Regions from separate parts of the Homo sapiens genome. Here region 2 is linked to region 1. A link is an interaction called in ENCODE POLR2A ChIA-PET data of the cell type or tissue named here. Cell type or tissue: GM12878. All regions are shown on one strand. Links, peaks and the distances in the headings refer to the core of each region. The heading gives the core; the rest is flanking DNA.

Region 1 (5,377 bases), core at 327-5,326:
TTGGTGTTTACTATTCACCTTTTGTGGCCTTTTACTCCTATATTGTCCTTATAAGAAAATTTGTCAGAATAACCAGGTTATACAGCCTTGTGCTTAATAAGAACTTCAGAGGTGAGCTGGTCCCCTCTCCCTCGATCCCACAGCCACACCCTTTTCCAGTTCTGCCTTAAAGGGAGACCTGCAGGTGGTTCTTTCTCTGGAAAGTTCAGAGCTTTCGTCAGCAATCAGAAAGCAAAAGGAAGAATCTCCCAGGCAAGGGGCAGAAGCCAGAGGTTGGGCTGGGCTCAGCAGGCCAAATCCACTTCACTTGTGAATAGTTGCCAAGCTTGATGCCCTGGTTCCTGTTCCTGGGCATCCCCAAGGAGAAGGCCCCAAGTCGTGTGTCCACTGCAGACGTCATGACTCACAGGACTGGGATTGTGGCTAAAAGGAGTCTCAATGGTTCAGCTCCTCTCCTTTCCACCCATGCTGCCACTGACTGAATGGGACCAATGCCCTTTAGGCGAATGTGAAAAATTAAGACTTTTCCGTTCAGAGAGACCAGGGTGGAGGGGAAGCATGGTTGAGACTCTGTTGGTCTGTTATGTGTAGGTAGGGTGATCAAGGCATGTACTATGAACTGTACACTGCTAGAAATCAGGAATCTACCTTGACACTGGAAGGAGAGGGTATATTAGGATCTATAAAAAGTCACCTTATGCAGTGAGAAATACAAGTATAGAATGTGTTATATAGACAGGTGGTTAAAGATGAAATAGATCAGTTTAGATCAATTGCACCTCTAAGCCATCCCATAAACCACCCCTTGGTGTGGTGCTCTCAATATAGAAGGAATCCTGGGCTGGTCCTCGCGGCTGAGTGGGCAGTTTTTATTGCGCATCACCTTGTGCCAGGCCTTGCGTCGTGGGATGCCCTTGTTCCTGTCTTGTGACTTAGAACACTGAGACTTAGCCAGGTTGTAGAACTTATCTAGCATCAGACTGCAGGGATTAAGTGTCAGCCAGGATTTGAACCTGAGTGGTGTGACTCTAGATCTGAGCCTCTTCACTGAGTATTGCCTGTAAAAGAGGATAAAGGTGGAGGGATACATGCCAGTTCACCAGAAAACATAACTGGAAACAGGGTCTTTGATGCCTGCATGCCGGTGCACAGAGGAAAGCTGGTATTTTAGTTTGCCTGGAAACCCCTGAAGGTGGCAGTTCAGGAGAGACCATTTAGCTGAGAGAGGCATACTAAAAAAATAAAGTGAAATCAGCTAGAGGATACACTCCATCCAAATCTAAGTGAGGAAGACATATGGGGGTAGGAAATGGATTCAACATGAGAAAGAGACAAGGAGAATCCGGGGTGAATGGGAGAGTGATCCCAGATGACAACGGTATAGCAGGAATGAAAGGCAGCCAACTCAGGTGGGAGCGGGTTGGAAGGATCCTCTGGAGAAATGTCTCCAAGAAAATAAAATTGATAAATACCTGATGTATTTGAATGTCCTGGGAGGAGGATGTGTGGACCATTGGTAAGAGTAATTTTTTTTTTTTTTTTGAGACGGCGTCTGACTCTGTCGCCTTGGCTGGAGTGCAGTGGTGTGATCTCAACCTCTGCCTCCTGAGCTCAAGTGATCTTCCCTCCTCAGCCTCCTGAGTATCTGGTACCACAGGCACATGCCACCATGCCTGGCTAATTTTTTGTACTTTTGGTAGAGGTGGGGTTTTACTGCGTTGCCCAGGCTGGCCTTGAACTCCTGAGCTCAATCGATTTTCCCACCCGGCCTCCCAAAGTGCTGGGATTACGGGCATGAGCCGCCACGCCCAGCCAATAATAGTAATTCTGATTTAATTGGTGATAAGCACATAGAAAACTAAGACAGGTATTAAATCCAAGGAAAATAGAAAATTATGACAGAAAGGAAAAGTATATTAATATAATACATGGCTCAACTGTAAACAGCATTGATATAGTCATAAAATTTAAACACACCAGTCCACACAAACTGATGGTGCAGTTATCCTGAAAAGGTGGGAAGGTGCATGGAAGAGAGCTAAAAGCTCATCTTCCCTAGTGGGGAGTCAGTAGGTAAAGCCTGAAAAGGAAATACCAGGCCAGGTGTGGTGACTCACGCCTGTAATCCCAGCACTTTGAGAGGCCAAGGCGTGCAGATCACTTGAGGTCAGGAGTTGGAGACTGGCCTGGCCAACATGGTGAAACCCCGTCTCTACTAAAATACAAAAATTAGCTGGAAACGGTTGCGTGCCTGTAGTCCCAGCTACTCGGGAGGCCGAGGCAGGAGAATCGCTTGAACCCAGGAGGTGGAGGTTGCAGTGAGCCGAGATCTTGCCACTGCACTCCAGCCTGGGCGACAGAGCAAGATTCCATCTCAAACAAAAAAAAAAAGAAAAGAAAGAAAAGAAAAGGAAACACCGGGGAAAGTTTATTTAAAATATCAAGGATGGGAGGCTGAGGTGGGTGGATCACCTGAGGTCAGGAGTTCAAGACCAGCCTGGCCAACATGATAAAACCCCATCTCTACAAAAATATAAAAATCAGCCAGGCGTGATGGTGGGTGCCTATAATCCCAGCTCTTCGGGAGGCTGAGGTGGGAGAATCGCTTGAACCCAGGAGTTGGGGGTTGTAGTGAACCAAGATAGCACCATTGCACTCCAGCCTGGGCAACAGAGCGAGACTCTGTCTAAAAAAACAAAAAAAAAATTTAAGGAAAATGCGAAAGAATCATCTACAGAGGTGACAGTTGTCTCCGAGGAGGGGAGCATGGGAAAACAGTGACTATTGTAATGACCCTCATGAAACCGTTTGACTAAACACTAAAAAAGAAAAAAGAAAAAGATATTGTATGAGCTGTTACAGTTTACCCTGCCCAGTGAAAAGAAAGGATGATGTGTGCCAGGTAAAAAGCACACAGTTAGTGCCAAGGCAAGCCCAGGGGAACTTCAGCTTCCCCAGCCTCAGGCTGAGAGTTGAGGGTGAGCCATGGAGAATCATCTGACAGCCCCCTGAAAAGTGTCTGTCTCAGGGGCACAGAAGATAATGGGGGGAACTTGGCTGTGGACCCAATTCTGACCAGCAGGGAGTGTGAGTCCTGTGAGAAAGCAGCTTGGGCAGGCAGAGTTCAGGAGGGAAAACCCTGGGCCAGTAGTCCCTAGAGGAGGTCCCCACAGCGTTTTAGGGGATTTTCTTGGGTGTTCAGCCAGAAGAGGGTTCTCTGGCTACAGTTGGAAAATGCTGGCTTACACAAAATGAAACCGGTACATTTTCCCTCTGTCCTCCTCAGAGTCCAAAATGCCAACATTTTGTGAATCTCTAATCTGAGATGGGACATATTCCATCCACCTTTGCCACACCTGTTTTTCTAGAGGCTTCTCTTAAATTAAAATTCCATCGAATACCCTTTGGGAAGTCCTGCCCTGTCTTCCAGGAAGGCAGTTCTTTTAAGAATTCAAGGAAAAGATAGATATGTCTTCATAGTCTTGAAACCCCGGAAGAAAAGACCACTCAAAAGAGATGGGAGTTTCTTAAGGAGAAATGTAGAAATATTATAGTTACTTTTGGGGTTTTATCTCAGCTCTTTACTCATTGTGCGATCTTGGGCTAGTTATTTAAGTTTCTGAGTTTCAGTGTCTTTATCTGTAAAATGGGGAAAATAATGCCTCTTTATAGAGTTGTGATGGAAATGAAAGGAAGCAAAGTACACAAAGGATTAGCATGGGACCCAGCACCATAGTCTGTGCTCAATAAAGATGTCTCTTATTATTGTGAATAGTCCCCTGAAAACCAAAAGGAGGTCTATTACCTCCAGGGACCAATATAGGTCTGTAGAGAATACTTCACACAACTCAATTTGGAAGAATTTGAACAAATGCTGGAAGGAGAGAGATGTTATGTCAGCATAGACTTTAAAGAACAGGGTCAAGAAAAGCTGAAACTCAAGAACTGAGTCTTGCAAAAAAAGTGCAATGACCAGCAAAAAGGACATTATTTTTGTACTTCTCTTTGGAGCAAGAAGAAGAAAACCTAGACCCAATTGTTTGGACAGAGTAACATTTATCAGTGGCAGAGAGAAAGCAAAATTTGCTTAAGTTCTGTTATGGTTCCATATTAAAGCAAATGGTTATCAGACCAGGAAGGGTCCCACAGGCATTGACAAGAGGGTTGAATCTATTATTTCAGCTCTCCTGGCTCACATGTATTGTGCCTCCAGAACACCAGAATTGGCAGGCGAGAGTCATGAAGCTGGTGTCAGCAATCTTTGAGGGAATGGGAGAGAGGTGTTGGCAGACTGGAAGTACTCGGAAGTTTCAGGATGCAAAAAGCATCTTGCACTCTCTAGACTAGTGAGCTTGGTGTCACTCTCAGTGAAAATTCTGGACTAGATTATTCAGCAAGTAGGCTGTGAACACTCCAAGGGAAAGAGCGAGTCCTGAGAGTCAGAAACAGCCAGGCTTGCCAGACCATCCTCATTGCCTTTTTATTTATTTATTTTTAATTTTTTCCAAAGACCGCTAAGTGGACTCAACATCGTCGTTGCCTTTTTAGAAATGCCTACCTGGCTGGGCGCGGTGACTCACACCTGTAATCCCAGCACTTTGGGAGGCTGAGGCGGGCAGATCACTTGAGGTCAGGATCACTTGAGGTCAGGAGTTCGAGACCAGCCTGGCCAATATGGTGAAACCCCGTCTCTACTAAAAATACAAAAATTAGCCAGGTGTGGTGGTGGGCACCTATAATCCTAGCTGCTCGGTAGGCTGAGGCAGGAGAATTGCTTGAACCTGGGAGGCGGAGGTTGCAGTGAGCCGAGATCACACCATTGCACTCCAGCCTGGGCGTCGCAGCAAGACTCTGTCTCAAAAAAAAAAAGAAAAAGAGAAAAGAAATGCTTACCTGCCCAAGTAGACAAAGGAAGTGCTGTAGACCTTATATAGGCGGGGTTTAGCAAGATGTTTTGAGAACATTCTGACAGCATTATAGGCAAAACAGAAATGTCCAGAGAACATCCAGAAGGGTGAGGGCCGTGGCGATGGGAAGGTTGGGTTGATTTATAACTGGTTGGATGAGCATACCCAAAGAGTAATGATGTCAGTCCGTCAGCCTGTCTGCCTAGCCCTTTCCTGTTTACTTTTTAATCAAAGCCTGGGATGAGAACATCGATGACGAATTTATCAGTTTTGTCAGTGATCTGAAGTCAGGAAGGAATGCCAATATGATGGATGCCAGAGTCAGGTTTCAGAAATACCCGAACTGCCGGAACACTAGCCAGATAGCGCAGAGTTCTTCTGCTCCTAGCTCCATGTAATCAGCCAGACATATGGGGGAGAACGGGTCCCAGGGCATCCCATGGGAGAAAGCCCGAGGGAGATTTCGTTGA
Region 2 (5,377 bases), core at 158-5,157, 78 kb after region 1:
TCAAGATGCTCTCAGCTTTCTCTCTCTTTTTTTCTTTTTCTGAGACAGAGTCTCACTCTTTCACCCAGGCTGGAGTGCAGTAGTGCAATCTCAGCTCATTGCAAGCTCCGCCTCCTGGGTTCAGGCCATTCTCCTGCCTCAGCCTCCCGTGTAGCTGGGACTACAGGTGCCCGCCACCACACCCGGCTAATTTTTTTGTATTTTTAGTAGAGACGGGGCTTCACTGTGTTAGCCAGGATGGTCTCGATCTCCTGACCTCGTGATCTGCCTGCCTCGGCCTCCCAAAGTGCTGGGATTACAGGTGTGAGCCACCACAGCCGGCTACTCTCAGCTTTCTAAATTTGTCATCTAAACCTTTTAGACAGGCTCATGCTGAAGTGGTTTTCAGAAACACAAGAAAATTACTATCTTTTCTTGGGTCTCATCTTCATCAAAATAACCTTAGGCCTTATGACTGCCATCCTATGTGCAATCGGAGTAAAATATGTTAGACAAATTTTGATTGTTTATTTTTATTTATTTATTTATTTTGAGAGAGAGTCTTGCTCTGTCGCCCAGGCTGGAGTGCAGTGATGCGATCTTGGCTCACTGGAACCTTCGCCTCCCAGCTTCAAGCAATTCTGCTGCCTCAGCCTCCCAAGTAGCTGGGATTACAGGTGTGCACCACCATGTCCGGCTGATTTTTTTTGTATTTTTAGTAGAGACGGGGGTTTCACCATGTTGGCCAGGCTGGTCTCGAACCCCTGACCTCAGGTGATCCACCCGCCTCGGCCTCCCAAAGTGCTGGGATTACAGGCATGAGCCACTGCACCTGGCCTTGATGTTTTAAAAAGCAGCCAGGGCCGGGCAGGGTGGCTCATGCCTGTAATCCCAGCACTTTGGGAGGCTGACGCAGGCAGATCACTTGGGGTCAGGAGTTCAAGACCAGCCTGGTCAACATGGCGAAATCCCGTTTCTACTAAAAATACAAAAAATTAGCTGGGTGTGGTGGTGAATGCCTGTAATCCCAGCTACTTGCAAGGCTGAGGCAGGAGAATCACTTGAACCTGGAAGGCGGAGGTTGCAGTGAGCCGAGATTGTGCCACTGCACTCCAGCCTGGGCAATGAGAATGAAACTCCGTCTCAAAAAAAAAAAAAAAAAAAATTAGGGGGAGCCTGCTTTTCCGGTACACAGTTCCTCAGTACAAAGCATGGGGCTTTCTGTCAGCAGAAGCCTCCCAGTGGGAAACCAACCTGAAGTAGCAGGAAACAGACACCAACCCTAGGGGTAGGGAAGATAACCAACAGAAGAAACAAAAACACTTCTAGGATGACTAGTACGTGTATGGTTATTGGTGGCTATCACCTTGGAAGTACAGGCATTTTAGCATCCGTAATATTAGACACAACACAAAACCCCAATCCAATCAATCATCAAAGAATCCTAGAGTTAGAGACAATCCTCAGTCTTCTGTTCTCACATCCCTCCCAAAGGGGAAGCTTGCTGCACATGTGGGGTGGCTTACCTGGGGCACTGTTGGGGCACCTCATGATATCTGATTGGTTGCTAAGCAGAAAAGAACCAAATTCCTCCATGCCCTTCATATCTTGGAATGGCTCATCTGCCCATCAAGATCAGCCCAACCAATGAGACAGACCACCTCGGTTAGCTGTCATGTTGCCAGGTGGCCAAGCCTTCCTGTAATCTCACCTGAACGCCCTCTCCTGTGAGAGCTGAGCAAGACTGGATCTGCCAGACTCGGTCGCGGATGGTATGCAGGTTCAGTCCTTCTGCAATTTCAGAGGCAGGGGCTGCTGTGAGCAAATCCTGCTTATTAGCAAAGATGAGCACTGGCACACAACTTAGTTTTTCTTCCTCCAGTAATTCCGCTAGTTCCTGGATTTTGAGAAGGGAGAGGGAGGGAAGGTTAAAATCTATACATCTATGATATTTAACCATACACTACTTTTTTTTTTTTTTTTTTGAGACAGAGTCTCACTCTGTCACCCAGGCTGGAGTGCAATGGCGTGATCTCGGCTCACTGCAACCTTCGCTTCCCAGGTTCAAGTGATTCTCCTGCCTCAACCTCCTGAGTAGCTGGGACTACAGGCATGCACCACCACACTCAGCTAATTTTTGTATTTTTAGTAGAGACAGGGTTTTGCCACGTTGGGCAGGCTGGTCTAGAACTGCACACCTCAGGTGATCCACCCACCTCGGCCTCCCAAAGTGCTGGGATTACAGGCGTGAGCTACCATGCCCGGACAACCATGCAGTTCTAATCAGAAAAAAAAATAACAGTTAAGCTGATCAACTAGCAACTTTCAAGAGTAGTGATTCTCAAACTTTTTTTTTTCTTTCTTTTTTTTTTTTTTTGAGACAGGGTCTCGCTCTGTCGCCCAGGCTGGAGTGCAGTGGCGCAATCCCGGCTCACTGCAACCTTTCACCTCCCAGGTTCAAGCAATTCTCACCCCTCAGCCTCCTGAGTAGCTGGGACTGCAGGTGCACACTACCATGCCCAGCTAATTTCTGTATTTTTAGTAGAGATGGGTTTTCACCATGTTGGTCAGGCTGGTCTTGAACTCCTGGCCTCAAGTGATCTGCCCGCCTTGGCCTCCCAAAGTGCTGGGATTACGGTGTGAGCCGCCGTGCTCAGTCTGATTATCAAACTTGAACCTGTATAAGATTCCCCTGGCAGATTCCTGGGCCCAACCCAGAGATGCTGACTTTGGAAAGTCTGAGCTAGGGCTCAGGAATTTACTTTTTTTTTTTTTTTTTTTTTTTTTTTTGAGACGAGTCTTGCTCTGTTGCCCAGGCTGGAGTGCAGTGGCGCGATCTCGGCTCACTGCAACCTCCGCCTCCCGGGTTCAAGCAATTCTCTGCCTCAGCCTCCCAAGTGGCTGGGATTACAGGCGCCCACCACCATGCCTCGCTAATTTTTTTTGTATTTTTAGTAGAGACGGGGTTTCACCATCTTGGCCAGGCTAGTCTTGAACTCCTGACCTTGTGATCCACCCCCCACCTTGGCCTCCCAAAGTGCTGGGATTACAGGCGTGAGCCACCGCGCCCGGCATAGGAATCCACATTTTTAGCAAACTCCTGAAGTGATTCCGCTACAGATGATTCACAGATCACTTTTTTTTTTTGAGACAATATCTCACTCTGTCATCCAGGCTGGAGTGCAGTGGTGCGATCACAGCTTACTGCAGGCTCAACCTCCTGGGCTCAAGCAATGCTTAACTTAGCCTCCTGATCAGCTAGCTGGGACCTCAGGTGATTGCCACCATGCCCAGCTAATTAAAAAAAAATTTTTTTTGGCCAGGCGCGGTGGCTCACCCATGTAATCCCAGCATTTTGGGAGGCTGAGGTGGGCGGAGTTCGAGACCAGTCTGACCAATATGGTGAAACCCTGTCTCTATTAAAAATACAAAAATTAGCTGTGCATGGTGGTGGGCACATGTAGTCCCAACTACTTGGGAGGCTGAGACAGGAGAATTGCTTGAACCCAGGAGGCAAAGGTTGCAGTGAGCTAAGATCATGCCACTGCACTCCAGCCAGGGTGACAGAGTGAGATTCTGCCTGGAAAAAAAAAATTTTTTTTTGTAGAGACAGGGTTTTGATATATTGCCCACGCTGGTCTTGAACTCCTGGGCTCAAGGGATCCTCCTGCCTCAGCCTAACAAAGTGCTAGAATTATAGCGATGAGCCATCACACCTGGCCCATAGAACACTTTTGAGAAAATCATTCAAGGGAGAAGACAAGAAGTGGTTTGAGATTCAAAACTTACCCAAGGTTATTACCTGCAAATAACTTTCAATGCGTGTGTGTGTGTGTATGTGTGTGTGTGTATGAAATTTAAACTGAAAATGACAATTACTTTAGAGATAATTCTGTTTCATCAATCTCTATCTCTAAAACATGCATGCACATGCTTCACATTTCATCAAACCTACATCCTAAAATAACTTTATTGGTCCATCTGGCAAGGTCCCTGATATTTAGGTTATAGGTTGGGGTCTAAACTATATGTGATTTTGTTTACAAAAACTATAGGAAAGGGTGTATATGTACTTAAATGATAGGCCCCACCTTTTCCTCATTAAATCCACATTTTAGCTACTTAAAACACATGGGCTTTCAAAGAGAACTGTATGGATCAAGAGGCAGATGACTACATAGGACCCCCTCCACCTCCAAGCTCATTTCACATGAGTGATAATCCAGAAATCATCAGGGTATGGAAGGGTGGTGGGTTGTTTCCAGAAGTCTGGAGAGTTCTCAACTCAATTTCAAAAAAAGGGACATAAACATGAGAACTGCTACCTTTGGAAGGCCACCTGTGGTCATTTAGGACACAGGCCAAGGACTCTGCAATGATAACTTTTTAAAAAACTTTTTTTTTTTTTTTTTTTTGAGAGGGAGTCTCACTCTGTCACCCAGGCTGGAGTGCAGTGACACAATCTCGGCTCAGTGCAACCTCTGCAGTGGGTTCAAGTGATTCTCCTGCCTCAGCCTCCAGAGTAGCTGGGACTGTACAGGCACGTGCCACCACACCTGGCTAATTTTTTGTGTTTTTAGTAGAGACAGGGTTTCACTGTGTTAGCCAGGATGGTCTTGATCTCCTGACTGCAAGTGATCTGCCCACCTCAGCCTCCCAAAGGGCTGGGATTACAGGCGCGAGCCACCGCACCCAGCCCTTGGCATGTGCATTTTTTCCTGTCCTTTCAGATTTGTCAAAGTTACCCCTGAATCAATTAAGTAGGTATTGAAAAATGTAAATAAAAATGAGAAGTGACTTGTTCCTCTGGGTTCGTTTTCACATGGCCTGGGAAAAAACCTGAAGAGCCTTTGGGCATGGTGCTAAGTTCCACTTGTCTGTATCTCATATATTCAATTTGATTAAAGCTAAAAAGCTTTAATTAGAAAACTGTTTAGGCTGGGCATGGAGGCTCACGCCTGTAATCCCAGCACTTTGGGAGGCTGAGGTGGGTGGATCATCTGAGGTCAAGAGTTCAAGACCAGCCTGGTCAACATGGTGAAACCCTGTCTCTACTAAAAATACAAAAAAATTAGCCGGGCGTGGTGGCGCACGCCTGTAATCCCAGCTACTTGGGAGGCTGAGGCAGGAGAATCACTTGAACCTGGGAGGTTGAAGTTGCAGTGAGCTGAAATTGTGCCATTGCACTCCAGCCTGGGTGACAAGAGTGAAACTCCGTTTTGGAGGGGGGAAAAAAAAACTGTTTAAAGAACTCTCAACTAATTTCAGACAACTGGTATTTTTGCCTGCTTGCTAGAATAACTGTCTTGTTTGAACTGTAAAGGTTAACAAACAAAACAAAACAAAAACCTCCCTCACTCTCACACATTTACAAGGTTGATTAATGAATACCCAGTTA

What was found. Peaks named below come from ENCODE experiments on the same cell type or tissue, not always from the same donor. Only the 100,000 strongest peaks of a DNase experiment are listed, where the experiment ranks them.
Region 2: POLR2A ChIA-PET joins it to region 1 with 7 read pairs; 5 of 35 experiments call an interaction of 5 or more read pairs at or near these places.

What each region holds. Positions count from the first base shown.
Region 1 is chr10:102,605,535-102,610,911 of GRCh38, forward strand. The region is part of intron 8 of SUFU (SUFU negative regulator of hedgehog signaling); the gene reads left to right. Among named protein-coding and RNA genes, the nearest start is that of TRIM8-DT, 35 kb to the right of the region's middle. In GM12878, for the core only: a CTCF peak has its summit at 3,082; a DNase peak (open chromatin) is centred at 3,127; H3K27ac peaks cover 259 bases.
Region 2 is chr10:102,684,126-102,689,502 of GRCh38, forward strand. It overlaps ARL3 (ARF like GTPase 3), which reads right to left. Exons shown (of 6, transcript NM_004311.4): 5 at 1,691-1,876. Among named protein-coding and RNA genes, the nearest start is that of ARL3, 28 kb to the right of the region's middle. In GM12878, for the core only: no CTCF peak of the experiment used is centred there; no DNase peak of the experiment used is centred there.